Linked DNA regions of Mus musculus: all the other regions are linked to region 2. A link is a loop called in an ENCODE intact Hi-C map of the cell type or tissue named here. Cell type or tissue: heart. All regions are shown on one strand. Links, peaks and the distances in the headings refer to the core of each region. The heading gives the core; the rest is flanking DNA.

Region 1 (9,958 bases), core at 2,399-7,398, 79 kb after region 2:
GCCTAAGGGTTTCCCATTTCACTCTCAGCAAAAGGCCTCTACTTCCCCTTGCCCAACTGCTTTATCTGAGCATATCTCCTGATTTGTTTTGTCAGCTCCAAGCAGAGGATTATTATTATTATTTTTTTTTTTTTACTGGTGTGTCCTTAGAACTTGCAGTTTCCAGGACATAATAAGCACTCAGTAATCACCTGATAATAAATTAATAATGAATCACTTAGAATGCAAAGACAAACCAAAAGCCACTTCCATTTTAATTTGGAAGGTACTTCAACTCTCTGTGTACATTATTATGAAACTTCAAAACACAATCAACTTTAATTCAGACAGAAATAAAACTGTTATTTACTTCTTTAAAAGTCTCTACTGACAAAAATATTACAAAAGGAACTGTTTGGACTTCACTTTACCTACTAAAAATAAGCAAAGTATTTTAATCATGTCTATACCACTGAGATACTCATTCCAAACAACCCTTGTTTGTCCCTTGAAAATAGTTAAGAATTAAGTGAGGAATTCTAACCTTGGTGACTCTGGACAGGGATCAGTGTATAGTGGGCACTTATATTTATTTGAATAATACAGGCACTAGTAGCCATTATCATTAGTCAAATGATATTTCTTACACATCAGAGATGTATAGGTCCCTTTAAAAACATTGATATTTCCTGTGCATGAGTGTTTGCCTGCACGTACATATGTGCAACATGTGCACGCCTGGCACCTGAGCAGGTAGAAGCCAGTGCTGGAGCCCCCTGACTTGGAACTGGAGGTACAGATGGTTGTAAACATCTGTGTGAGTGCTGGGAACTGAACCCAGGTCCTCTTGTAAAAGCAGAGCCATCTCTGCAGCCCCAGTGGATGGGTTCTTAATGAAAATGACCTTGACAAGTTACTGGTTTCAACCTTGTTCCTAGTGCTGGGGTACCTTCCAAAATGTATCACCAGCAAGTGATCTTCAGAGATATCATTTCTTTTCCTAATATTTTTTGTATGCATGAAAACAAACACAAACTTCTTTTTCCAAAAAAGAAGTCTCTTGCAGTTTGACTCTGTATCCTAGACCTCTCTGGAGCAAGTCCCAAGTCTACTTACCCCTTTCTTTCTATGACAGTTCTTCACACAGACGAGAGTCACTTCATGTTTTCCAGGCTCTCACTGTCTGCTTCCTCTCATATCAAAGTGCTCAGGATTTCCATAGCCTCGTTCCCTGCCTATTTCATGCCCCCACTTTTATTTTCATTGAGATTAAAAAAAAAAAAGCTGTATTTATTTTTATATGTCTTGTTTACATGTATGTATGTATGTATGTATGTGCACCAAATACCTGGTGCCTATGGAAGCCCAAAGAGAAAATTCTCAAATTTTTCTTCTTCTTCTAAAAAAAAAAAAAGATATTTTAATTAAGTGTATATTTTGAGGTGGAAGTTTATGTATATGTGTGAGTGAAGGTGCCTCTGGAGTTCACATGAGGGCATCAGGCCCCTAATGTTGTGAACTGCCCTAGCTGAGTGCCAGGAACTGAACTTGGGACCACCTTAGTCACCACCCCAGTCCTCAAAAAATATGTTTTAAGGAGAAACTCAGTTTTATCTTTGCACCATTATTTGGGTCACCTCTAAGAGGTGGTGGCTCTGTAGTCAAGTTCCAGCCTTATTCAGGTCTCTGATTTTCAAAGATGTCCATCCAGCTTACTCTCTGAATTGTCTTTACTATTCCCAGACAAACTAAGCTTCCTTCCCACAACTCCCATTTGCTGTTCACACTTAAAACTGTAACAAAATAGCGGAAAATCTGGGAAAGCACAGACCTTTGTTCTGATTTCTAATGCATCACATGTACCTAGCACATGAATGGACCTCAAGAAATCCATCTAAAAAGTTAACAATGTATCCATTTGATCACACCAAAGGAAAGCTATTGTGTTACCTTTTAGCTTGTAAGCAGGCATGGTAACTTAACATTCTTTCATTTAAATAAACCAACAAGAACTCATGCTCCCTTGAAGATGAGAACTACACTTTATTCATCTTTCCAGCATCTTACTAATGAGTCTGGCGATTAAACATGCCTCGAGGGTTGATGCCACTCCCCTGGTCCTTTTATCTAAGACCTGGCTCCCAGACTTCCAGGAGCCCTCAGCTTTCCCTGTCAGGCCACATACACGACCCATCAGAACTTTTAAGTGACCACTACCTCCACTGGGCTACAAAGCTCTGTGGAGATATAGCAGTTAACCACAGGCCACCATTTGATATAAGGTACTTACTGTCGGCTCCTCAAGACTTACTTTCTACTGGTGCCCAGCAGATAATCAAATATTTGATGATTGATGTCCATTTCTGTTATAAATGGATAAGAATGGCTGAAAGTTTTACTTGTTTTGTAGATAAGAGTCCTATTGAATTGGGCTGGGCTGGACTTGAACTCACTATATAGCCGAGATTGGCCTTAAACCTAAGTTTTTTGCTCCTGCCTCAGCCTTCTATTCCTTCTAGAATTACAGGATGGAGTCAGCACATGCAGCTGTATTTGGAGCACTGGCAGGCTGAGCAATACTTTTTAGTTCCATAATTGTTTACTTTTAAAGCTCAGGTATGGTGGACTGTCAAGACAAAGGAAACTTGTATTCTTAAAAACCTGCCCTAAAATAGTTAGGAGTATTGGCTTCTTGATCCCCGATCAGGCAGAACGCCTCCCACTAGTTATGAGATTCCTTCCACTGAAATAAGACTTCGGGAAGTTACATTCTGCCTCTTTATTTGCATTTTAGATTTATTTATTTTATTTTATTTTATGGTGTGAATGTTTTGCCTGTGTGTATGTATGTGTATCATGTGCATGTCTGGTGTCCACAGAGGTGAAAAGACTGCATCAGTTGCCAAGGAACTGGAGTTATAGAAAGCTATGAATCTGAGTGCTGGGGTCTCTGCTAACTGCTGAGTCACCTCTCTACCCCCTGCTGCTTTTGAAAACCCTTTGCTTATTTTTAGGATTTTTGTTTTGTTTTGTTTTGTTTTGAGAGTTTTGCTATGCAATCCTAGCTAGCCTGGTACTACAGCCCAGGCTAGCCTTAAATTCAAGGCTGTCCTTCTGCTTCACCCACCTAAGTGTTGAGATTACAGGTATGTACCACCAAGTCAAGCTTGCTTTTTTTATGTGGGAATCCAAAGTAGTGCTTATTTCATAGGGCTACTTTCAATCTATTACATGTGAAGTGCAGAGAACACAGCCAGCACGTGCACCTAGTATACCAGTATTATTACAGCCTCATTCACTGGTTTCAATGACTGAATACTGACTTAATAGCACTACAGTTCAGGAGACTTCTAGAATCTGCCAACTACATTGTTAATATAAAGACCAGAGATGCATGACATTCTCCACTGGCTCAAGAACATAAGGCTCGCGGTTGTATAAATAAAATAGTTAAACACCAGAAATGTCAATACTAATCTAAAAACTTAAAGGTGTTCTCATGACAACTGCATGTAAAAGACAAAAGAGCTAAAGGACACTTTTAATATATTAAACTTAAAAGTAGTTAAATTATTCAATCATAAACCTTTGCTAGTTTTAAACACTTTAAGTAGAATAAAGAGTCAGAAAAAAAAATCCTTTTAAAAAGAACCTACATAATACCCCAAAGCAGTAGTTGTTTTGTAACACAGACTCCTAGAGTAAAACGGACAAAGTTCAGGACCTGGAAGAGAAAAGAAGTGGCTCAGTCATAACTTGACCACTTCCTGGATCTGTGACTGTGCAAACATCTTGGAATAGGAGCCACCATTATTACCGTTTTACTAAGTTTCAGTTTTCACAAAGAGGGTCAGCGACAACTCACCCATTGTGCTGCTGTGAGAACCAATGTCAAAACTCATCTTAAACTGTGAACTCTGACCTAGCTATCACCACCGAGGAGCTAAGAGTTCTTATAATCCATTTGCATTTTAGCTACCACATTCTCGTCCTTTTGACTTTAGCCTTAATATAAGTGTTGACAACAAAGAAAACACACAAACCAATCCAACCCACTCAAACAGTAAAAGTTTTTCAAGACTCTATTTCAAGGCTCTATTTCAATCTAACACACGAGGTAACTCTGGGGCAAGTAGCAGCCATATGGATCTTAGCTACCTCACAGACTAGATTCTACCTCAGATAGGGCCAAAGTGTCCACTGCAGCTGGCTGAACAGAGATTTGTGAAAGTGGAAAACTTCACATTCCTTTGCTCTATTCAGTGTTGCATGGCAAACTCATCCATCAGCTAACGTCGTGGTAAGGGCAGACCCCTATGTAGTTAATGTGTTTCAGAGACGACTTCCTTTAGGTCTCTTATTTAGAGGATTTGTGTTTGAATAAAAGTTGTTAGAACTCTTGACTTGCCCTGTTCAAATCATTTCAAGTCACATTAGCACACTGGTAGGTCAAATAAACTTAACTTCTAAGAAATGCAGTATTAATAACAACTACCTTCCCTGTGGCTTTTCCACAAGGAGTCATATGGAATGATGCTCGTGGAATAGTGCATATGATACTTCTTTGGATCCATCCTATCATCATCAAGTAGGAGAAAAAGGGAAAAAAAAAAAAAAAAAAAAAGCCAGTCTAGACTCCAGATGGATCTCATACAAATCTACTCCATTTCAGCCACACTCCACTCCACCGGTCCAAACTCACCACACAGACACCCAGGCCTGCAATAGCATGCCTTAATTTTTAGTTTAAACATTGTTAGTTAGCCTCTCTTTCAAAGGTCCACTTAAAATCAGCCCAGGAGATAATGAAAAGGTGTTTTTCTTTTTAAGCGCGCAAATATACTTTGCAGAGAGCTGGCGGCAGGAGTTCGCCCGCCTCCGCCCCCTCTGGCTAACGTCACAATAGCAACATTTAATAGAAAGTTTTGAAACTTGTCCCAGCGGCAAATGGTCATCCCTTCCTATTATCTCTCGGCTTATCATCCGCCCTGTAAACTCATGACTCCGACGAGAACTTTCTGGATCGTTGTGCGTTCTTAATTCAGAACTTAAGTCCAAACTTGAACAAACAACTTACGTCACAGTCCTGGATGAAGTTTCCCTCAGTGTTGGGTTCCCACTTGGACTGACTCTTTGGGGAAGCCTACAGAGTGAGATTTTAGTGGTCCCCGTTCTCCTGCCACAGAGGGAAAGGTGAGAGGAAACTGAGGCAGGGAAGGGCGGGTTGCGCGCGCGCATGGGTCGCACCTGAGCTCGTAGTGCGGGTCCGATCCAGCTCGGTGGACAAGCTCGCGGAGATCGACCCTTCCCCGGACACCGCCGGCGGCTCGTCGGTAGCGGGCTCGCGGAGGACATCCGCGCCCTCGTCCGCCTGCATTCTCACGGCGCTCCCGGGCGCGACCCTCCGCGGCTGGGCCCAGGCAACGCGAGGCAGCAGCGGCTCCCGCTCCTCGTCCTCGTCCTCCGAGGGGCGGGTGGGCTCGCAGGCCTCCGCCATGATGTCCCGGGGCGGCTCCGGCGCTCAGAGCCGCCGGGCTCCGGACTGGGACCCCAGCATCACGCCAAACCGCGGGGGACTGCTCCCACCGACGCCACCTCACCAGTCCACCAGCCCGCGCCGGCCACGCCCAGCCGCCGGCCACGCCCCGCCTCTCGAGCCCCGGGACGCCTTCCTTACGCCTGCGCAGAAGGACAGGGGGTGGGGCAAGCGAGGGTGGGGCGGGGCGGGGCGGGGTAGGGCATTGATGGCCACCTGTGTCTCAACTCCCAGAGCGTTGCCAGCCATTGCAGTGGATCCAGCAGAAAGCCAGGACCAGCGTCATTTCCGCGGGAGGTGCATCCCTTCCAACCTAAATAGTCCTCTCTTATTACTATATACATAATATACATTTATTTCACTAACTTTTCTCTAAAAGTTCATGAAGGCTGGGAGCTACTTCTATTACTATAGTCCATATGTTAAATATATAGTTTTGTAATCATAATCTGTGCATTATATGCATTTATTTGCTACTAAAATCGAGACGGGAGTGTATGTTTAGACATTCTTGATAGTGGTAATTTATAGATTTCTTTTGCTTTGACTGAAGTTAAACTAAGGTGTGTCAACACTTAGAAATCTTTCAAAGGCTGTATTTCGGCTGTGCTAATTTTTTTCCCTACTTCGCTGACTTTATTTTTTATTTTTATTTTGCTTCTTACTACTCATCTGTTTCACTTTTCTTTTCCTAGTTGTTTAGTAAAGATTAAAACATCGAGGAAGACCCGGGCGTGGTGGCGCACGCCTTTAATCCCAACACTCGGGAGGCAGAGACAGGCAGATTTCTGAGTTCCAGGCCAGCCTGGTCTACATAGTGAGTTCCAGGACAGCCAGAGCTACACAAAGAAACCCTGTCTCGAAAAAAACAAAAAACAAAAAAAAAAAAAAAAAAAAAAAATCGAGGAGGTTCCTACCTTTTAAACATAATGCCTTTAGAGCTGAGTTGCCTTCAGAGCTTTGCTTTAGCTGCGGTTCCACTGTTTTTGATGTAGTGTGCTTCACTTTTGACTCAGCTGATAATAGTTTATAATTACTTTTAGGATTTTCCTCTTTGATCTACTACTTTGAAATGTATTAATTTTCAAATTTAAGTACTGTGCTGGTTAGTTTTTGTCCACTTGATACAAAAGACTCTCTTGGGGAGAAGGACACTCCATTGAGGAACTGGCTCCATCAGAATAGTTTGTGAGCATATCTTTGGGGAATTTCTTGATTAATGTTTGATATGAAAGAACCCCATCCACTGTGAGTAATGCCATCCACCTACTATTTTGAAATTTTTATCTTGTTTGTTTCATCCTTCTTTATTGTTGTTGTTTTTTGGATGGGACAAATGTTCTATGTGCAGTTTTATGAAGAACATAGATTCTATAGTTCAGTGGCTTTTTGTTTCTTTGTTTGTTTTTGCTTTTTTTCTAAGATGGGATTTCTCTGAGTTGCCCTGGCCATCCTGGCTGGCCTTAAACTCAGATCTACCTGCTTCTGCCTCTCAAGCACTGAGATTAAAGGTGTGCGCCACCACCACATGGTGGTTGGATGGTTTTTATCTCCCAGTTGATTCTATTATTTAAGTATTGCCAGTGTTGTGCAGGTTACCCATTTACCACAGACTTTTTCATCTAGTACTGAGAGGAGGTTATTACAATCCTTATTACTGTGGATTTGTATGCTCAGTTGGCTTTTATGACTTCCTAGTAATTTTAGATTTTGAATTAAAATACTACATGTGTGTGTGAAGGTCAGAGAACAACTTGCAGAAGTTAGTGTTCTCTTTCCAGCCTGTAGGTCCTGCAGAATAAAAGAAACACAAGATCAGTAGCAAGCCCTGCGCCAGTCCTGCTTTGGCCTTCTTAACAATTACTCTAAACTATTTTTTCTTATCTCTAGTTATTCTCTGGCTTTGAAGTCCGGGTTGTCTGATATTAGTAACTGCTTTACCCTTCTTAGGCTTACTGCTCGTCCTAGGTAAATATTTTCCACTCTTCATTCTATTAGTGTCTTTATATTTAATTTTTCTATGTGTCACATATAGTTTACAGTGTGGACTTTTAAAATCCAGTTTGGTAGTCTCTATATTTCAGTTGGAGTTTTTAGTCCATGTACATATAATATAATGATAACATGGATGGGTTTAAACCTACTATTTTGAAATTTTTATCTTGTTTGTTTCATCCTTCTTTATTGTTGTTGTTTTTTGGTTTCTTTTGTGTTAATCTAGTATTTTTTTGTTAGTTCATTCTAGTCTCACCACTGGTTTTCTGCTAATATTTCTTTTATGTAAATTTTTAATGGTTGCTCTGGGGCTCATGGTATACAACCTTAAATTATTCTAATGTATTAAGAGGTTATATTATACTAACTGTCATAAAATACAAGAACCCTGCAAAGCTGTAGCTCATTTATCAGCCACTTTTAATGGTTTTATCGCCAAGTAAAATAGACCTGCATACATTAAATACGACATAAACATTTAGCTTTAAACACTTGTGTATTTTAAACAAGTTAATAATTTCTGGCATTTTATATTTACTATTTCTAGTATTCTTCATTCCTTCTTTTTTCAATATTGAAAATATTGAAATTTTTGATGTGAGAAAGACTAAGTCAACTTTTTAAAACAAACACGCCATAACAATATGGCACGATTTCCATAATCAACACCCATAAAATGGCATCAGTACAAAAATCTAAGCAAATCTTAAAAGAAACCGGCTATAAACGTAAAGAATTCTTATAATTTGTAAATTTGAATTGTATACTTGCATTTATGTCACATGCTCCTCCCTTTCCCTGTGAAGCTTCTTCCTAAAATAAATATTACACGATGGCTCTAATTACTAATGTACTGTTTTATTACCTCTTTTATTTATTAATTATTATTATTATTATCATCATCATTATCATTATATGTAAGTACACTGTAGCTGTCTTCAGACAGACCAGAAGAGGGCGTCATATCTGGTTGTGAGCCACCATGTGGTTGCTGGGATTTGAACTCAGGACCTTCTGAAGAGCAGTCAGTGCTCTTAACTCGCTGAGCCATCTCTCCAGCCCCTGTTTTATTCCCTCTTAGAAGTCTGATTTTCTACCTAGTACCATTTTCCTTCCCAGTGAAGAAATTAGCACGGTTAGTTATAACACAGATCTGGGGATGATGTCTATGGTTTTATTTACTTGGGGTGGTTTATTTCACCGGCATTTTCAAATGGTCGTGGATCGCACGTCGGTCGCCTTTCTTGCCACCATGACCAAAGCATCTGATGGAAACAACCCAGGAGAGGAAAGATCATTTTCAATTATGATTCCAGAAATTCCAAGTCATCTGAGTGGGAAAAGGTCTTACAGGAGGTGCCTGAGGCAGAGACACCCCCCTCCCCCCCCCCATTAGGAAAGACATGGAGCAAAAGCCATGTCCCATATCAAAGGCACTGTCACCTCCAGAGTCACATACTTCTGCCCACCAGACCCATCTTCCTAAAGGCTGTACCACCTCTCACATCAGCAGCCTGGGAACAAAGCGTGAGCCGGCGGAGGAGGGCATTCCAGATGCCAACCACAACTGCTATTGTTACTGCCCTTATCCAAGCTCAGTTCTAAAATATCTTGTGTGGCCTTTGTTATCTCTGAGTCCACCTACCTGTCCCATTTGTACTATGACACTATTTTTCTGGTGGGCATTAAGATTTTATCTTTGTCTTTGTTTTTTTTTTGTTTGTTTGGCTTTTGTTTTTTCATGATTTTAGAGCTTTATTGTAGAAAGGCAGAGAGAGAGAGAGAGAGAGAGAGAGAAAGAGAGAGAGAGAGAGAGAGAGAGAGAGAGAGAGAGAGAGGAGAAGGGAGGGAGGAAGGAGAGCAAGAGATGAGAGTAAGAGAGGTGAGAGCTTGAGCTGCTATAGTTTTAAATAACTACACTATGGTGTGGTTTCTCCTTAGAGATAGCCTGCTTGGATTTTGCTAAGACCTTTTGTGAGCCATGCTGTAAGTGCTGGGAATGAAGCCCAGGTCCTTGCTAAGAGCAGCTGTTACTCTTAACCACTGAGCCACCTGCCTGCCTCTCCAGCCATGGCTGAGATTTTTCTTAAGCTGTAGATTTATGTTTTAAAAAAATTGGGGGGGGGTGTTGATCTCATTTGTTTCTTCAAATGTTTTTTTCTGTCTCATTTTCTCTTTTCTTTCTAAAATACCTACTACATGTATGTCAGACTTCCTGGTATTGTCCCAAGACTCTTGTTCCACTTCCTTTTAAAATAGATTTTTGTCACTTTTCTTTATGTAGGAAACTTCTCTTAATCTGTTTCACATTCCCTGACCTTTTTTAACTATCTAATAAAATAACTCTTCAACTCACCAGGTAAATTTTTTAAAAAGTCCGAACCCTATTTTTAGTTTGTTGAGGTTTAGTATTTTGCTATGTATTTTAATGTTAAATACTGCTCCCCC
Region 2 (9,958 bases), core at 3,326-8,325:
AGGATATTATTCATTTAAAATTCCCTTTTCAAAGCATAGAGATCTTCTACTGCTGTCTCAGGCATGTACTTTAAAGTTCAGATACTCAAATGTCTATAATCAGAACACTGAGCCCATTCTCACGTCCTACGTCCCAGAGACAAAAGAAATCTTCCCATTAGCTTATTCTGAGAACACCAGTTCTATCTGCCTAAAATTAGTATTCACTAAATGTGAACAGATTCATTAAACCACTTCTTTTTAATTGTGTAAGAAAATAACGTTCATCTGGGTGGTGGTGGCACACGTCTTTATTCCCAGCACACAGGAGGCAGAGGCAGGCAGATCTCTGAGTTCAAGGACAGCCTGTTCTACAGAGTGAGTTCCAGGACAGCCAGGGCTACACAGGGAGACTCTGTCTTTAAAAATCAAAATCAAAAACAAAAACAAAATACCACCACCACCACCACCACACACACACACACACACACACACACACACACACACACAGAGTCAAAAAAACCACCACCAACAAAACCAAAACTGGAAACTGAATTTAGTCTGACTGGAAGAACATCAAGTTCTCTTAACTACTGAACACTCCAAGTCTGAGAGTAGCTATTTAAAGCTTATTTTCACTTTTGCAGAGAGAGGGATTAAACCCGGGCTTTATTCATACCAGGCACACCACTAACTAAACCATACCCTACCCCATATTTTATTGCTCTTAATTTGAGGCAGGGTCTGGCTAAAATGCTCAAGGTGGTCTTAAACTTTTGATCTTAGTCGCTTGAATAGGATTAAAATCTCAAGAATGCTGAGATTACCTGCATGTGTGACCATGCCTCAGAGTTATATAGTACATTACTCCTGACTATTACTAAGGCTTAGGCTCCTTAATTCTAAGATGTAACTTTTCTACGTTTCAATATTTCCAAAATCAGAAAATCTAAAAACTAGTATAGACAATTACTGAAGTGTTGCACCTTTTCCCTAGGGAAATCGAGGACAAAATCAATGGTGAATTTCTTGTGTTGAGTGGGCTAGGCCTAAACACAGGTTCCAGCCACCCCCCCTCATCAGCCTCTAGAATAGCCACATTGTAGGTATGTTCCATGACACCTAACTGGATGACCTATTTTATAACTGATAGTATCTTAAAATTAAGGAATATGGGGTTACAAATGATGACTGGCCATCAGGACCCAACTCTTCAGTGGTCATGGTCCCTCCGATATCTGAGTTCTAGAGAACCCAATAGATACCATGGCTAGGTAGACACAGGAAAGTCTGGAAGTGTCCCTATCCAGGCTGAAAACAGAGAGGGGAACACAGCAATGCCCAGCTCTTGTCTCAGACTTGCCCCTCCTATCATCACAGTCATCTGTGTACAGTGACAAGATGGAACTGGGACTGAAGCTCAGGGCTAGAACGATTGTCCAGCACACACTCACACACACACACACACACACACACACACATAAGCCTGGGTTTACCAAACAGAAATCAAACAAGTAGACACAAAACAGAGGGAGATAAGAGTGTCTTAAAGCTTAAGTCTCAGGGCTTAACCAACTTTTAAATGTGTATGTGTGTGTGTATGTGTGTCTATATATATATATGTGTGTGTGTGTGTATATACATATAGTTGTGTATGTATATATATACACACATAAATATGTGTATTTTGTATATGTGTGTATATTTATATGTGCATATTTATATATAGACAAGATATAGATAGATAGATAGATAGATAGATAGATAGATAGATAGATAGATAGATAGATAGAAAAATAAAATGTATTTGGGGGTATACACGCGAATGTGTGTGTGCATCTGCAAGCAGGGGAAGATGTGCCACAAATATTTATGTGAGTCGGCTCTTCCCACCTTGCCTCGATTTGGGGTCTCTCCTATTTCTTAAACCCTAGGCTAAGTAGCGCATGAGCTACCAGCAATTCTTCTGTCTCTACCTCCCGTAGGCGGACTGGATTACACATCTGGCTTTCTACATGGTTGGGGAAGGAACACAGATCAGCAGGGTTGCATGCCAAGCCCTTGCACCCAACGAACTTATCTTTTGATGCCACCTGATGTCGACCACTATCAATTTGATCTGCTCCATGCTTAAACATCCCGCATCACACATCCAACTGTCCTGGATTACAGGGAGTAGATAGAGAACTCACGGGGCTCCAGCTACCAAGCCAGGAGGCTTCACAAGGAGTTCCAGAGCTGCTGTTTAGGAAAAGACAAGTCATTATGCAAATTAGTCCATTTGCAACCATTCAGTCTTAAAGAGATAAAGCCAGGTAGCGGGCAGAGAAAAGGAGCCATGAACTGCTTCTTCTACGATATGGAACTACTCTCTTCAGTGCTAGGCACCTGGGTCAAAAGCTGGGTTATACAGCTTGCTCACCACAGAGAACCGAGATCACAAAGCAAAGCTGACATATATGCCATACTGAAGACACAGAGGCTTAGAGAGGAGATCTGACAAAGGCCACCCAGCCAGGAAGTGCTCCTCAGTACAGGAATGAGGGAGTTAATCACCACCCTGCCTTATGTGACCAACGCCTTTCACAAAGGGGTAAACCTACAGCAGGCATGAGGACCCTAAAATACCAGTGCAATCACCATCCTAGACATCCATCCAACATGAGTGATCCCGCACCAACAGAAGACAAGTGAGGTGGGGAAAGGTCGTGCCCCCAAGTCTGTCAACTCAGGCCAATCCCACAGTCGGGAACATACTCTCACAAGCTGTCCCCGACTCGCACATGAGTGCTGTGGCATGCATGGGTACACACAGGCACACGTACAACTACTGATTGTAAAATGTTAAAAAAAAAAAGGAATAACAACTGAAAAAAGTACTGAAAAATAAAGATTTAATAATAAAACAATTACAATCCTTTTATCTTTACAGCGTTTCAATAACAATTTCCCCCACCATCTCTAGATCCAATCCATAAATATTATGTATGATACTTTTTGTTAAAAGAGTCTTAGTGCGTCCAACTTTTTTTTGTTTTGTTTTTGTTTTTACGAGACAGGGTTTCTCTGTGTAGTCCTGGCTGTCCTGGAACTCACTCTGTAGACCAGGCTGACCTCAAACTCAGAAATCGACCTGCCTCTTCCACCCAAGTGCTGGGATTAAAGGCGTGCGCCACCACTGGCCGGCTGTGCCCAACTTTTGACACTGCAACACGACATCATCTACAATGTTCCTACTCAAGGTCTGTGAGAACAAGTCATGACCAAAATCTCACAAAAAGCCTCACAATGTATTAAGTGTGCTTATGATTGGCCACATTCATAGCTATCCTGGGGCACATGTGGCCGATGGGCTATGGACCAGATGTGCTTTAATGTATGACTTGGTCATTTAACAAGAGTTTCATACCTAAAGTGAAACAAAAGCTCAACGCACACGAGGTAAGCAGGTAAGCGGTAGACTTTCATTTGCATTTCTATCCGGTATCGAAGTAAACAGGTACTGAACATCCGTCAGTTTCTCAGTCAAAAGAGGCCAAAATAAACACTGGTGAGGCGTTAAAGGGTGGAAAAGCGTGGAGAGAGAGCCAGGCAACCTGCTGCCTACAGAAGGCTCCCCGGTCTGCAGAGGCAGCTGAAGGGACATAGCCAGCAAATGCCACCTGCCCATTACCAGGCTTAGGAAGGGGCACACCTTTGAAAGCAGCTGGATTTAAGTCCATGTGGCACGCGGAGAAAATGGCATCAAAGGTTGGACTATAAATCTTGCTTATTCTCAAGTCACTGGACATTTAGGAGTGAGGATATTGATGGCCCCTTCCCTCCTCTTCCTTCTTCTTGGAGCAGATGTGTGATTCATGGATTGTCCTTTAGTGCCTCCCTTCTTATCTTATTACGTTTTCTTTGCTTCTGCTTTCTGACAGCTCTGAAAAGCAAGGTGCTAAATTATTTTATGGAATGAGCACAGTGAATTATGTAATTATGCTGAAGTTTAATTAACTGGCTATCCAAATAGGAAAATAGAAGACATGAAAGAATTTACTGTGGGGCTAGCATAAATCCCCAGTGTCCTAACCATGACAACAAGGAAAGAGATGGGCCTGATCACACAAAAGACATTTCCGAAGACATTTCTTTAAAAGATGGTTACTACATTTAGAACAAGCTATTCGGGACAGACACGCCACACGAGTGAGCAGCCACCCCAATGGGCTTGTCTCTTTGCTACATTTATACTGCTCAACTCAGCACTTCCATTTCCAAGTCCCTGAATTACATTTTTTTTTTTTAAGAAAGGGATTAATACATGCGGCAGTCAGCAGGGGCAGAGAAATGAAACTGCACAACAAGTAAAGGAAAACTGACCACATTGCAGAGGCCCTTTCCTAAAGCCTCGAAGCTAATCTCCCTTCCCCTCGCAGGTGTAAAAGTGCCAGCTAGCACCTCAAGGGATGCCTGACTTCTGTGTCCCAAGCTTCCTGAAAGCAAGCTGTTCTAAAGGAACAGGCTGGAACAGTCAGGCCCCGCTGCAACCTGCCACGGCGGACAGAACAGATCCTCTGCTCTGCTGCTCTCACCACCAAGATGCTGCTGCCCGTGATGGCGAGAGTCCTGACTACTTACTCACTTCTCCACACTAGCAGAACCATGCCACTTGCCCTATCGAGGACTGTGCTGGTGCACACACTGTGCCCCTGGGCATAGCTGGCAAAGGCTCTGACTACCAAGCAGCATTAGTTGTTGAGAGTCAGAAGCCATGGCTCCTGTGAGCCAAACTAAGCTAGGCCCTCACTTCTTGATCCTCCAGGAAGACACCTGGGAAAGGCCACGGTGAACAGCAGACTCTTTCTGTTCCTTTAGCATAGGTTGTATTGGGTGCTGAAATACACAAGAGCGGGCATGGCCTTGAAATTCAAGGAACTAGGAAACTACACTAGGTAAATGTTTCTCTGCTTTTTGGGTTTTTTTTTTTTTTTCAGGTAAAAAAACCTCGAGGCTCTGAAGTCCTAAATTCACCCAAGTAGAGAGTGGCAGGGCCTGACTCTAGAGTCTGTGTTCCGCCTCATCTGATAATAACTACCCAACTAGTAAAACGGCAGCCCTGCAGGACCATCCATGAACACCAGTTAGTTGAAGTTTTACTTGGCCACTCAGCAGAACTCTAATGATTTATATCTTCCATATTTTGTGCTATGGACTAAGAATACCCACCAGCTCAAAATAAAAGTCACTTTATATTGTTTGTGTGTTACAGAAACCTCCTCTCTCAACCAGTCATTTCCTTAAAGTAGGAAAGCTTCTTGGTAAGTAAGGATTTAGAAACTCTAATGGAGTAAAGTATAATCTCTAATAGAAAAGTCAATGAAGCCTTGTTGAGAAATTTTAAATTTCTCTTTGGTTCATCTATTCATAAGCAGGATTGAAAATAAACCAGATTTCACTAGGGAATAAGCAGAAGGAAAGAATCTAAGAAGCATTCCATTGTAATGTATATAAACAAAGCCTTCAAGAGCAAAGTGTGAACTGGGGTACTCTGGCTGAGTAAAATTACTCATTTTAGTTTGCCTTAAAATTACACTGACCTAGTATTTGTCCTCTACCCTTCGGATTTATATAACTGACAGAATGAGCTTCACCACAAGAGGGAGCCAGCACCATTCCAGTTCACATCTGAGGGAAAAATTAACCATGGAAAAACAAACTACAAAAGACAGCTGTAAAATGCTAGGACTGAAGGATATGGCACGCCACGGTATGCTCAAATATCTTTAAAGTACTGCCATTTATAAAGAAGGGGCTTTTTTTTTTCAGGGCTGGAGAGGTTGATGCTCTTGCAGAGAGCCTGGGCCTGATTCCCAGCACCCATGTGGCAACTGTGACTATCTGTGACTCTAGTTCCAGGGCATCTTCTGGCCTCTGCAGACATCAGGCAGGGACATGATCACATACATGATAGGTACAGGCAAAGCACTCATACATATAAAATAAAAAAAAATAAATTTCTTAAAATATTTTTGTCAATTTCATTATGCAGATGTGTGTGTTTCTGGGAGTTATTTTGGGGTTTGTTTGTTTGTTTGTTTTAGAGAGGAGTAACTGAGAAAAGGAGAGTCCTCTGGCTGAAGAAGGCAACACTACCTGAGGATTGTAGGCAGACTGTACCACAAAGGATTTGCTCTTAAAGTTGACAAAATCCAATACTGGAAGTCAGTCTCTGCTCCCCACCCCTGAAACAGAATGTCACTAACACTCCAACAAAAGACTAGCTTAAAAAAAAGTTCTAGCAGGGCGTCACGACACCATAGCCCTGGCTAACCAGGAACTCTGCCCACCACTGCTTCCCCGGTGCTGGGATTTAAGGCAGGCACCACAACACCAAGCTAGACTTGCTTTTTTCAACAGCAAACATACACAGAGCTTATTGAGAGAGCCTATAGTCCATTAGTAAACACCACTCCAGTGTGGCAGCACAGGCCTGTGAGCCCAGCGTGTGGGGAAACTCAATTTCCAGGCCAGCCTGAGCCACAGAGCAAAACTGTCTTAAAACCAAAACTCACACCAATATGAAGATTCAATTTTCAGCTGGGCGTGGTGGTGCACGCTTTTAATCCCAGCATTTGGGAGGCAGAAGCAGGTGGATTTCTGAGTTCGAGACCAGCCTGGTCTACAGAGTGAGTTCCAGGACAGCCAGGGCTACACAGAGAAACCCTGTCTCGAAAAGCCAGCAGGAGATTCAATTTTCATATACATTAATTCACAGAATTAAAGGCTGAGCATGTTAACTCCTGACTGTACTCAAAATTGCACTGTAAATGATGCAACCATCCTAGACCAATAGGTAGATGGGCTGTGTTTTGTTATTGGAGGCTTCTAAGGGGAAAATTATAAAATGCATTTAATTAATTTTTAAAATTTATTCTTCTACCTTGAACTACTCAGTAGAAATAATTACAAAGTAAATTTATGAAAAACAAAACCAAAAACTCAGTCTAAATAGGAAACATAGCTCAAGAGCTGGTCCTTAATGGAAAATGTCCTACTGGATTTAAACAAACAGATAAATAAGGCAGACAATACCTATAATACCATCATAGCAGCTGAAGCTTCAAAAACCTCTCGTAGTAGCTGTTCATTTCATCACAAAATAAGATGATTAGGAAATTGTTTACCATAATCTCAATTTTCACATAATGTTAAATTTAGCTATTTAGTAATCTGTAGGTAGTGTGTAATACCAAGGTTCTATTTTTGTTTTATAATTTAAATCACTGAAACAAGAAGACATGATCCCTAACATTTTTTTAAAAAAGGTGTGTTCAGGGGCTAGAGAGATGTCAGTGGTTTAGAGGCCGGGTTGATCTTCCAGAGGACCCAGGTTCACTGCCAGCACCTTCATGAAAGCTCGAAACTGTCTGTAGCTCCAGTTCCAGGGGATCCGATAGCCCTTTGTGAGCTCCTCAGACATCAGGCACTCAGGATGCCCAGACATCCATGCAGGCAGGTCACCCACACACAGTTAAAGGGGGCTGCTGGGCTGCTCTCTTCCATTAGCCCAGTTGGTCCTTTTTCCTAAAATTGCTATAATCACGGGACTCAGTTTACTCTGAGTTTTACTGTGCGTTATCAATGAAAAATGTTAGTGTAGGAGATGTGAAAACCATCATGAAAAAGAATAACATTTTAAATATTTAAGTAAAAAAGCATGTGTAAATGCTGACAGAATTTACAGAACTAACTAGTACTAACATAAATAAGGTGTACTTCAAATCTTATGGCTGGTTCGCTCAGCTCATTTTAATTTGGCTCAGAGTTCTAGGGGCAGCGTTTGAATCCCACATTAACCTGTGACGCTTCCAGTTATAAGGCAACAAATTCAGCCCTTTTCTGCTTTGGAATTTCTGCTTTGCTGCTATAAAACGGCATGCTCCTTCCACCAGGAATGCCTTCGCTATCTCCTCGCGCCAGCAGGTGTCTGCATCCGACCAGCCCGCAGAGTCTAGGAAGCATGGGGGATGTAGAGGTGCCCACTCGCCCCCACTCCCCAATCCTGGCTGTCCTGTGTGAAAGCTGTCAAGGCAGGACTCCCTGATGCACACACTCTCTGCTTGCCGTGGTGCCCGCCCTGCAATCCTCGGAAATCACACGTAATGGTGAGAGGAACGATTTAGCACTCTGAAAAATTCTGAGTCCTCTGAAAGCTTTGTACTTCTGTAGATTGCTCCTAGGAAGCTTGACATGAGCAATCTTTTTTCCAGAAAGCCAAAGAATTCAACTAACTTGTTAGCTCTCCAAGAGGTGCCGATGTTGGGACAATTGCTGCGTTTGTGATCCAGCGCACCACAAATAAAGCAGCCATCTTTAGGCCCCAAACAGGAATGGTCTGGGAGTGCACAGCGATTGCAGGTGTTACAATGGATCCAGGCTGTAAAAGAAAACCCAAGTTTCAGAAGAGGTTCATTTAATGTGATTTTTCGTCTTACTAACTGCTGAGGTAGGTTATCATGAATGATGTGTACTTCAAACCTTGTGGGTGACTTGCTTAGCTCCGCTGATGGCTAAAGAGATCAAGGGACAGTGTTTGAATCTCACATCAACCCGTGTCTTCTGTTATAACTTAAATCCAACCCTTGCCCAGCGTGTCACAACCTGGCAGCCGTTGCCACAATACAGGCTGGCTGAAGGGCACGGAGCCCAGTGGAAGTAAAGAAGCCAACAGCCACACTGACTGGAAGTCAGCAGCTCTCCCTGTGAAGGGCATACATGTTGGTCATTATAAAAGTCAATGTCGGTCTCTACATTATTTTCTGAAAATAAAAACCCTATTTACATGAAAAGGACTCAAAAATGTTTTCCCAGGATCCCAAACACCAGGCCAAACACTTACAAGGCTTCACACACTTTTTGCAGAGAAAGCAATGGCTCCATTTCCTGCCGTCCTACAAAAACAAATTTTAAAATGTTCAATTTGTTGTAAAAGCCAAGTTCCACAATTAAAAATTAAAATGTCTTATTAAAATCGGTGTAAATTATTCATTCCCTATTTCTTCCTTTCCTGGGCTTCACAATTAAATACTTTGATTTTAATTTATGCATTTCTCCACTTAACTCAAATGCCTCCTTGATGGGCCTCAATTTCCTTAACTATGAAACTAGATTTACCCAAATGATCTTGAAAATCCACTCCGCTTCAAGCCATCCAATCTTCACAAAGAAGGACGCAAATGAAAATTTCAAGAGAATTAATGATTCTATAATTTTAGGTTATCTATACTACATAGTCCTTAATGAAATTCATATTTGAGAGCTTCATGTAATTTAGAGAGATAGATTACAGGTTACTATTTGAGTAATTTTTTAACTGTGAAATAAAGCACACCTAGAAAAGAATATTCAACACGTGTGCATTTTTTGATTATTAAAGCAACTGCTGGTCAGTAACTGGGGCCCTTAGAGCCCCCAGAAATGTGCAGCACGGCCTCCACCGCAGCCTTCATCTCTCCTTCCTCGGGACAAAAGCCATTCTGGTTTGAGGCCCTCATTTCCCTGTTCTTATTTTTCCACCCACGAGCACATTTCTTTTTTTTTTTTTGGTTTTCCGAGACAGGGTTTCTCTGTGTAGCCCTGGCTGTCCTGGAACTCACTCTGTAGACCAGGCTGGCCTCGAACTCAGAAATCCGCCTGCCTCTGCCTCCCGAGTGCTGGGATTAAAGGCGTGCGCCACCACCGTCCGGCTCACGAGCACATTTCTAAACAAGTTTTGTTTCAGTTTTACACTTTATACGACCTGGGCATAATATAGACCATTTCTAAACTAACAGTTACATGAACATAAACTTTTCTTTGGAAAATAATTTGTGCTGTTAAACCAAGCTAAACTCCAGTGTTCTTTCTGACAAGGCTCAGTGAAAGTGAACGACGGAGCTGGAAGGTCATCCTGACTTCCTGACAAGCAAGCAGGAAGCTTACTCAGAACTGCCCA
Region 3 (9,958 bases), core at 2,655-7,654, 310 kb after region 2:
TATGGCGGTCCTGCTGGTCCCATGGCCACGGCCCAGTTCCTTAGCTCCGAGTTCTCTAGGAAAGGCCATCAGCAGAGTCAAGTCACACTGGCAGTTCCACAGATCTGTGTTTGGGAGCTAAGGAAGGAAGTCCCGACACACAGAATTCAAGGTTGCTTCCGGACTCCCATGTTCTCAGGGCACGGACTTCAGATTCTTCCCCACTGTAGCGTATATTTGGCTTTTAGGGGTAGTGAGGTCAATGAGGGGTGGTGTTGACTGCTGGGAAGACTCCGTGAGAGAATTAACCTGGCTGGCAGGTTAACAGCTGTCATTTATAGAGAACCCACTTACTTGGCTAAACACATTCGAATTGGAGTCTCTCACTCACTCCCCATTGCACCTCTAAGACAGGAAGCTAAGTAGAGGGAGCTGGGGGCAGAGGCACAGTGCACAGCCCACAGCCTGGGAGAGGTGGAAACAGAAGCACGGAGAGGGTAAGCTGCCTGAGATCACAGGGCACATGACTGTTGCTGCCAGGTTTTGAATCTGATGTGTGTGTAACTAACTCTCCATAAATGTTCTTGGGCTGGAGGTGAAAAAGTGAAACTTATATAAAAAAACCATAAAAACTAGGCCTTTAGGCCTAGGCTTGAGAATGTGACCTTTGTGACTCAAAGCTCCAAGGCATGTTAATATAAAACAGATAGCGACATTCCTCCACCCACCATCCACCTGCTTCCTGGGTTCTGGGAGTGTTTGTTCAAAAAGGGTCACCCTGACCATTCATGGAACCCTCTATGCAAATGTGCTATTGTTAGAGGCTCGTGGAAACTGTCTTGAGAAATAACCTGCACAACTACCAGGTATTCCTTGTGACTCTTGTGACTTTGCACTTCCTTGTGACTCTTAACTGGTATTTTTGGTATTTTCCAAGAACGCCCTTCCCACCCCCTTGAGTTGTGTTTTTTTCCTTTAAATACCCCCTCTCCCAGCTACTCAGCGCCACGGTCCTCTACCTCTGTGTGGTGAATGACTGTGGGCCTGAGAGCGCTCTTGAAATAAAAGTCCTCTTGCAATTTGCATCAAGACTGTTTCTCGTGAGTGATTTGGGGTGTCGCCTCTCCTGAGTCAGAACGTGAAGGACTCCTCACATTGTGGGTTTTTCAGAGGCAGAGGGTGAGCTGGAAAGAAGGAGCCAAGGATTTCCTCACTGGTCATGTTCTCTAAGCTTCAAAACGTGATCAGCCATCAGTAACCTGTGTGTGCCCACCAGGTGTGTGTGTGCGTACCTCTGCAGACAGGTATGTAGATATCATTTGAGATGCCTTGCATTGTACCCAAGTCACAGAGGTCCTCTGCAAAGAGGTACCTGACCTCACCTGGTCATTCTTTGCTGGGGTGCTGCTGTCTTCTGCATCCTTCTATGTGGAATTGGATTATAATAAGACTCTCAAGGGGTCAGAACCTGCACAAGTCCCTGCTGGGTACGCATCACCTCTAGGGGCATTCTGGTCAGTTTTAATGTCAACTTGCCACATGTTAGAATCACCTGCGTAGAGACCCTCACCCGAAGAACTGTCCCGACTGATGTGGGAAGACCCTCCCCAACTGTGGGAGGCACCTTTGGGTTGGAGCCCAGATCAAAATGGGTATTTCAGAAGGAAGCTTGTCTTCCTGCCTTTGGCTCCATTTGCCCAGTTGTAGCTGCTACCAAGCCCTCCATTGACAACAGAGCCAGTGTCCCCAAGTTTTCATGATGGAATAGGGACCAGTGGCTCTCCAGGAACTCCTGGGGCTTCCTTTGCCAGGTTGGGACTACAGATGTACTGAGCTGACAGGCTGAATAACTACCAGTTACACATACATGCAGGCACATACACATTCCCACCCCCACTCCCCCCACCCCTCTGCTCACATGATAGAGCCTGGATGGGCCCTGTTGGCCTGAGGATGCTACTCAAGAACTCAGTCTCCTTCATCTATTCCTATGACTGTCAACCTCATGGCTCCAAAGAGGCTGCACCACCCTAGCCTTTGTGCATTCCAAGCAGGAAAAGAGAGGAAGAATAAAGGGTTCCCTCCCCATCTCTTAGTGCCAGGACTCAAACATAGCATCCTTCCATGTGTAGACAAACACTTTGTCACAGAGACATGCCCAGCCCTTGTTTGTTTTTTGAGACAGTTTCTTGCTAGATAGCCCAGGCTGGCCCGGGGCTCACCAACCTTTGTTCTAGCATCCCGAGTGCTGGGATTGCAGGCATGTGTCTCTATGACTATCGTTTTTTTTAAAATATATATATTAGCAACAACACCCCCAGATCCTATGTAGTTGATTTCTGTGTATCCTTTTTCTTTCTTTTTTTCTTTTTGACAAAAATTAGATAACTCAGTCATCTAAGAATAAGGCTCTTTTAACGCAAGCCATCGGGTACCCAGCCAAGACTGTCAGTATGGAAGAGAGCTCAGATACTGGTGAGACCAAAACTGTGCAGACCATAGCAGCTGGATGCTATTTTGGCTCAAAGCCCCTTACCACACCCCACTGTCTAGACCAGCACTGTTCTATAAAATAGAGTACAAACCCCAAAGTACATTTGGGGTAAACTTGAATACATTAAAAACAGCAAAGAAGCTGGGTATGTCTGGCCCAGCACTTGGGGAGCCAAAGCAGTGGGTATGTAACTCAAGACTTGCTCTGTCTACATAGTGAGACCCAACTCAGAATAACCAAATAAACAAACAAAATGCAAAATGAATCTGAATTATTCTTTGGGTCTTATCTTTCATAATCTTATACAAAGTAGCAATGAGACACTGTCCCGGTTTGGATGGACAATGCCCACCCCCAATCCCAGGCTAATACATTTAAACACTTGTCAGTTGGTAGTGTTGGATTGTTTGGGTTTTGCAGAGGGCTGGAATGGGGGGTGGGAGTGAAGGGTAGGGGATGGGGCTGTAGTTAGGAGGTGGAGCCTAGCTAGAGGAAGTGAGTGTCCACTGGGTGGGTGGAGGCTTATAGACCACCCTGTTTCTTGTTCCCTCTCTGCCTCATTAGCTACCAAGAAGCCTCCTGATTCTGCTGCCATGGTGGAAACTGTCCCTGTAGCCATGCCTTCAATAGCATGGTGGACTGTGCCTTCAATATATGAGGCAAGCAAATCTTCCCTTCTGGTCTTATATTTACACATAGCAACAAGAAAAGCAGCTGACAACATCTGTGCGGGGATGTAACTTACTCCGTAGAATGTTCACAGAGCAAGCCCAAGGCCCTGGGCGGACACCCAACAAGGCGTAACCTGAATGCAGTGACCTCCTTCTATAATGGAACACAGTTGGGGTTGGGCTTGGATGTAGAGGTTCAAGGTCATCCTCAGCTACATGGCAAGTTTGAGGCTAGCCCTGACCAGCGATCCAGACTCAGGAAAGAAAAAGGAGCGTAACAAATACAGTACCTCTGCCCATATCCAGCAGCACCACTTACACTGCAATACATCCTAGTGGGATCAGTGGTCCCCTTTACTATACTCAGACACGTGGTGACCCTAGGCATCTGTGACCCCAGACACTGCACCAGGCACTACATCTACACTTGGGAAACTTGTTCTCAGTTGGATATTTGAATCCCTTTTCCCTCCATGGGAATGTACATTTCTAAGTATATATATATTTTTTACCGATATATTAATTGCATATTTTCATGAGGGTACAGTGTGACATTTCAGTCGTCAGGGTGATCAGCAGTATGTATCCTTCATCCCAGACAGCTACCATCTTCTTACCATTCCCACCCTCCCTGCCATCAGGGAAAGGGAGGGAGTTGAGGCTGTCATGTGACTGCAGTAGAGATATTGAACGTACAGACAGATCCCTGGAGGCAATCATACAGCACCCAGGACGAGGAAGGTCCCCGAAGATGAAGAAGTGCCCCATTCCAGGACTATTACTGCTATTGTTGGGAGCTTTGCTTTGGTGCTGGAGAAGAGCTCAAAATGGTGCCCGATTTACAGGAAAAGCCTAAAGATGGCAGTGGTCACTGTTACAGTCAGCTATACAGCTGTGTCCTAAAACCACGCCCACATGCATGCATGAACAAATTCATTACAATAAGGTACACAGGTGGGTTCTATGGCTAGTGTGTATTGTGGGTATATACCTATTCGAAGGTGGATGTTTGAGTCTGTAGGGGACTATACCTGCTTTTAGGATATCTGTATACTTATTTCACAGGTCCTCAAATGTACTTTGTAAGTAAGAAATTAAATATTACAACTCCTTTCTACAATTGAGTAAACCAAGCCAGAGAAATCGAACTGCCTGCTCCTGTTCCCACAGCCAGCCTGGCCTCAGAGACTCCTGTCACCCCCCATGGACAGAGATCGTGCATAAACAGCAATTCTGGGGCAACAGGTGTCTATCCTGGGAGTCTGCTCTTAATCTCATCGCCAACACCTGCCACGCCCATCCGGCGGGAAGAACCAGTCTCGGCATCTCAGGGCTCCTCCTGTCCTGGAAACCGGCTGCAGCCAGCCACAAAGAGAAACGTGGAGCGGCAATTGCCGCCTCAACAATGACAAGTGATGAGGCACAATAGGAGGATCGGGCCTGTAATCAGCTTCAAGCTATACTTAGCTATTTACGAGTCCTGCAGCTCGCTCCAGAGCGTGTGAGAGAAGCGCACACCCTCGGCCCAGCGCTTGCTCATCACCGCTGCGCACCATGCGGAAAAGGACCCCTTTGTGACAGCGCCACAAATTACAGCCCAGGCAATCTGAGTTTCAGTTGGTGGATTCTTCTCTCTCCTAAAAGAAAAATCTGTGTTAAGCTTAATTACAGTCTGTCATTACCCGCAATCTTATAATGATCCAAAGTCCCAGGCAAAATGATAATAATAAAAAAGGAAAAGTGAGCGAGGATCAATTCAAATACGAATAGAAAAGATCTAGACAAACGCTGGGGAAGGGAGGTGATGGGGCATTATTCAGAAACAATCGGGAATGAAGACCAGCATCTCCGGAGGTAAACACTTGTTCCGGCTCCATTGTCTGTGTACCAGGCGCAGGGCTCAGCGCTAACTTTCCTCATTCTTGGCATCTTGAATCCCGTCGCTCTGACATTCGCCTTATAAAATGTAGGGAGCAGCTCCTGGGATATGGGAATGCCCATCATCAAAAGACCTAGTTGTAATAGGACAACATCTCTCGCATCCTAAGAAGGATGCCTGAACAGACTGAAAGTGTTCGCTGATTGCGTTCATCTTATGGCAAGAAAAAGGTGGGCAAGGCATAGGGGGAGGTTGACCGACGACACCTTTTAAACCAAGTTTTCTTTTGTCAGTTTTTACTGACCCACGGTGGCTTCCTTCTCAGTTCTAGAAGTCCACTGAGTGCGCCCTCTTGTGGCCGCATAGGAAGTGAAAATGATCTCGTCCCTCCACCCCTCTGCTGAGTAAGTGGGGGCCTAAGCTGATGGAGTTTGAGACTGGGTGCCAAAGAATGGGCAATCAAAAGGTCTCAGAAAGACAAGCCAATCTTCCTGGAACCGGGGTGTGTTCTGGACTCCACAGAACTTTTTGAGACCATGTAGATGTCAAAAGAAATCTTTTCCTGTACTGTTTATCAAATATCTGGAAACAATTATCCCATAGTGCATATATATATATATATATATATATTTGGTTTTTCGAGATAGGGTTTCTCTGTGTAGCCATGGCTGTCCTGGAGCTCACTCTGTAGACCAGGTTGACCTTGAACTCAGAAATTCACCTGCCTCTGCCTCCCAAGTGCTGGGATTAAAGGCGTGTGCCACCATGCCTGGCTATAAAATAATTCTTGATTATTTCCTACATACTGCTTATGAGAATTTCTTACCTGTCAAGAAAAAGTGTAGGGACCTGTTACAGTGAGACTATGAGTAGGAATTCCATCTTGGGGACTAAACATCAACGCACTGGAGTCATGTCTTACTTTTCCATGACCAAGGCATCCTATAGAAGAAAGACTTCTAGGGGTTTTACAGTTCCAGAGGGTTAGAATTCACAATCCTCGTGGTAGGGAGCATGATGGCAGGCAGGCAGGCAGGCAGGCAGGCAGGCAGGCAGGCAGGCAGGCAGACAGGCAAGGCATAGGAGCAGTAGCCAAGAACTGATATCCTGACCCACAAGCGTGAGGAACAGGGAGTGACTAGAGTCTTTCGAAACTCAAAGCCTACCCCCAGTGACCATACCTCTTCTAATGAGAGCCACATGTCCTAATCCTTCCAAAATAGTCTTACTAAGTGAAGTATTCAAATGTCACCTATGAGGAGCGACAGTCTCATTCCAACCACCCCTTTTACTTTCTGGATCCCACAGACTCTTGGCAATATCATAATACAAAATAGTCAAACTTCAAGACTCTCCATAGTCTTTTACTGTGTCAACACTGTTTAAAAGACTCAAGGTAACTGTAACACCCTCCCCCCCGTAAAATCTGCATAGTTCTAACATACAGTGACATAGTATGCATTACCATTCCAAACAAGGAAGAAAGGAGGGGCTGTTAGGAAATATGGAACCAAAGGAGAACCAAAACCCAGCAGGGCACACTGAATCCTGTAGCTCCATGCCTGATGTCCAAGGCTCCACTCTTCCATCTTTGCTGACTGTAACATACTTTTCTCTTGGGCTGGGTCCACAGACTATCTGCAGCTCTCCTTGATAGATATCCCAAGGCTCGGGCCCCTCTGGCCCCTCTGGCACCTCAGGGTCTCTAACACAATGTGGGCTTTACTTTCCCGTCTTCTTACAGTGGCCTCTCTGAGCTGCCAGACAGGACTCCATTGCTACACACCTGACTCCAGCAGCCCCCCTTAACCTCTCAGGATTCCACAGCTCCCCTACTTGCGTATTCTTCATGGTTATGATGCCGGAGTCACCTGCCTGACGCTTCAAGTTTGAGGCCAAGTTCAGCCATCTAGGCGGGCCTGATGGAGCTTGGCCCCCTCTTTGAATTACATTTGCATATGCCTTACTGTGTTGTTGCTTTTTAGAGGCAGGAGATTCTCTAGGCTTTGTTTTTTATAAGTTGGAGGCTTAGCTTGTGGGGTGCTGCCCTGAGGGCTCCCCTACTTTATTCCATGTCATAGCGGGTCTCTCCAGACCTCTTACATTACATCTCCCGGCGCTCTTCTTCACTCCAAACTGTACATTTGATATTTATTTTTGTCCAACCTGTTCCTTTTTTTTTTTAATTGTAGAATTGCATAAGAGTAGTTACCAATTACTATACGAAAGAGTCAGTGTTAGGCTGTCTTGAAATTTTCTTTGCCAAGGAAATTACTCCAGGATTTTTCAACTTAGCCATAGATAGATTCTTAGAATATGGGGGTGGGTAGGAATGGGGGTAATCAGCTACATCCAAAATACCACAAAAATGATTTCTACCCCAGTTGTCAATATTGCCCCCTTCTGAAGCCTCCACGGTTCACATTGTTGGACCCACAGCAGACTCAAATCCTCCTTTAGGATGCTTTGCTGGGGTGGCCTTTAGGTTATAAAGAGAGATTAGCCACTAGCCTGTGTGTTTCCTCACTTTTTCACCCCTACACTCTGGCTGCAGAAAGAAATGATGGCTTGAAATTTTAAAATTTCTTAGTTTACTCATGTAAACCAAGCTGTGTTTCCTGACTTCCAAGTCTCAGAGAGTCTATTTGGTTGTGAGAAAAACTTTAGGGAAGGAATGACTTAAAAATTAATTACCTTGCAAAAGCCAGAAAACTCAGCCAAACTATTTTTTAAAAATACGCAAAATGTGTAGGGGCAGATAAATGAGAATTCTAGATTTAGGCTTCAGGGAAGGCTTGCTCCAGCAGATCAGGACACTTGTCAAGGGCTTTGCATTTCTCCTTGTCTTCTGTGGTGTAGCAGACACCATCTGGAACTTTCCTAAAGATCACTTGCCTTCATAATCAAGGTTCCCGGCATTCCTTTGCCCCAGGGCATCCTCTGTCCCCAGAGGTAAATACAATAAGCTGAAAATACCAGAAAGTAAATGTCCTCAGATTGCCTCTCCACCTCAGGGAATAAAATTTAGTGAATAAATACCTCTGCTATCAGTCCTCAATGGGACAATTATGAGCTGTGATTTGCACTGTTTTTCTCAAAGTGTCCCCCAAGGACTGAGCCCTCAGTGCCCACAGGAGGCTTCGAATTCCCCTCTCAAGGTTCCTGTCTTTCTCCTGTCTCACTTCTTCACACTGGTTCAGTACCTCCTGCCATCCTGCCCCGACTGCTCCCTGGGGCATTCACACTCAAGTCTCTTTCTCTGTTCCAGGATGACTGGGATTGGACACAGTCTCTCCAAAGGGCTCTGATTAACTCATCAGGATCTCTTTGAGCACAGCGTATCTTAAAAAGAACTGAACGGGGACTGGCAAGATGGTTGGGTAGATAAAGGTAGTGAAGACCGGAGTTTGATTCTTGGGATCTGCATGGTAAGAGGAGAAGGAGAACTGACATAACCAGTCAATTACCGAGCCGTCGATTCGGCAGGAACTGATGTGGGGGAAAGGTACTGGCTCAGTAACTGGCCTAGGGTGAGTGACCTCCATCCCTCACCTCTCTTTTAATTTCTTCAGTCTCAGCGTCTCCCTCCTTCCCTTTCTTGTCTTTGGGTTCTCATAACAGAACATGGGATCCCGAGTCCTTTATACATACAGAAATTTGCTTCTCACAGTTCTGTGGCCTGGGAAGTCCAAGACTAAGGCACTGGAGCCGGGTGAGGGCCCTCCAGCTGTATCCTTGTGTGGAGGAGAGGCAAAGCAGATAGCAAAGTACCTTGAGAAAGGCCTTGCTTCAGTCCTGTGACTCTAGAGAACACTTACATGGGCCATATTCAGAAGGTGAGATGCTAGCTCGGTCCCCTCTTAAGAGGCCCAGCTCTTTGTTTTTGAAACAGGGTTTCTCTGTATAGTCCTGGCTGTCCTAGACCTTGTTCTGAAGACCAGGCTATCCTTGAACCCACAAAAATCTGCCTGCCTTTGTGTGCCCAGCCTGAAACCCAGTTCTCCTTCCTTCCTTCCTTCCTTCCTTCCTTCCTTCCTTCCTTCCTTCCTTCCTTCCTTCCTTCCTTTCTTTCTTTCTTCCTTTCTTTCTTTCTTTCTTTCTTTCTTTCTTTCTTTCTTTCTTTCTTTCTTTTCAAGACAGGGCTTTTCTGTATAGCCCCTGTTGTCCTGGAATTCACTCTGTAGACCAGGCTGGCCTCGAACTTGGAAATCCACCTGCTTCTGCCTCCCAAATGCTGGGATTAAAGACGTGCGACATTAATACCTCTTATTTCCATCACACTGCTAACTCTGTATTTAGGAGGGGACACATGAAACACAGCCTGCCTTGAGTGACCTCTGAAGGAATCCCTGCAGTTAGTGGTAGTCATGGAGCAAACACTCAGCCCTGAGCCAGGCACAGGCACACACTGGTAATGACAGCATTCGGGAGGTAACAGCACATGAGTTTACAAGTTGGCTGCTAGCCTGGGCTTAAGAAACAAAGTTTCTCTTGGATGTAGGGAGCGTGGGAAGGAGATTGTGAGCCCATAGCCTGGGAATAAGGAAAGCTGGCTCCTTCACTTCCCACAAGAGAGCTGGAGGGGGTTGGGCAGGCAACATAACCTGTGAACAAGCACACAGCCTTCCTTCCCACTGAGAGCTCCTCTCCTCACTCTCAGCAGCAGGCTCTCAGAATCCGGCAACTCCCAAAATTTCCTGCTCCAAAACGTCCTGCTGGAGGCTCTGATCAACAGCTTCATTTTTTACCCCCTCTCAAAACAAGGACTTGAACCTAGGATCTGAAAGAATTCATAGCCTCCGTGCTCACTCATTGAGAAATCCTGTACTAAGCATTAGTAACAGCAATTCTTTCCTAAGCACGGGGCATAAAGTCAGAAGAAAAAAAGAAAAGAAAAGAAAAGAAAAGAAAAGAAAAGAAAAGAAAAGAAAAGAG

What was found. Hi-C counts contacts between places; a loop is a spot of excess contacts. Peaks named below come from ENCODE experiments on the same cell type or tissue, not always from the same donor. Only the 100,000 strongest peaks of a DNase experiment are listed, where the experiment ranks them.
Region 1: a loop joins it to region 2, with 2.2 times the contacts of the local background. A loop is called at or near these places in 7 of 42 quality-filtered maps.
Region 3: a loop joins it to region 2, with 9 times the contacts of the local background. A loop is called at or near these places in 18 of 42 quality-filtered maps.

What each region holds. Positions count from the first base shown.
Region 1 is chr5:52,737,237-52,747,194 of GRCm38, reverse strand. Pi4k2b (phosphatidylinositol 4-kinase type 2 beta) reads right to left here and starts at 5,621. Exons shown (of 10, transcript NM_025951.3): 1 at 5,227-5,621. The coding sequence starts at 5,476. In heart, for the core only: a CTCF peak has its summit at 4,854; a DNase peak (open chromatin) is centred at 5,574; H3K4me3 peaks cover 2,063 bases; H3K27ac peaks cover 1,154 bases.
Region 2 is chr5:52,817,564-52,827,521 of GRCm38, reverse strand. Zcchc4 (zinc finger, CCHC domain containing 4) reads right to left here. Exons shown (of 13, transcript NM_001308144.1): 11 at 8,864-8,915; 12 at 8,257-8,401; 13 at 2,857-3,904. The coding sequence ends at 3,835. Among named protein-coding and RNA genes, the nearest start is that of Anapc4, 12 kb to the left of the region's middle. In heart, for the core only: a CTCF peak has its summit at 5,610 (motif pointing right); no DNase peak of the experiment used is centred there.
Region 3 is chr5:52,510,859-52,520,816 of GRCm38, reverse strand. No RefSeq gene overlaps it. Among named protein-coding and RNA genes, the nearest start is that of Ccdc149, 44 kb to the right of the region's middle. In heart, for the core only: a CTCF peak has its summit at 5,380 (motif pointing left); a DNase peak (open chromatin) is centred at 5,386; H3K4me3 peaks cover 1,121 bases; H3K27ac peaks cover 436 bases; H3K27me3 peaks cover 719 bases.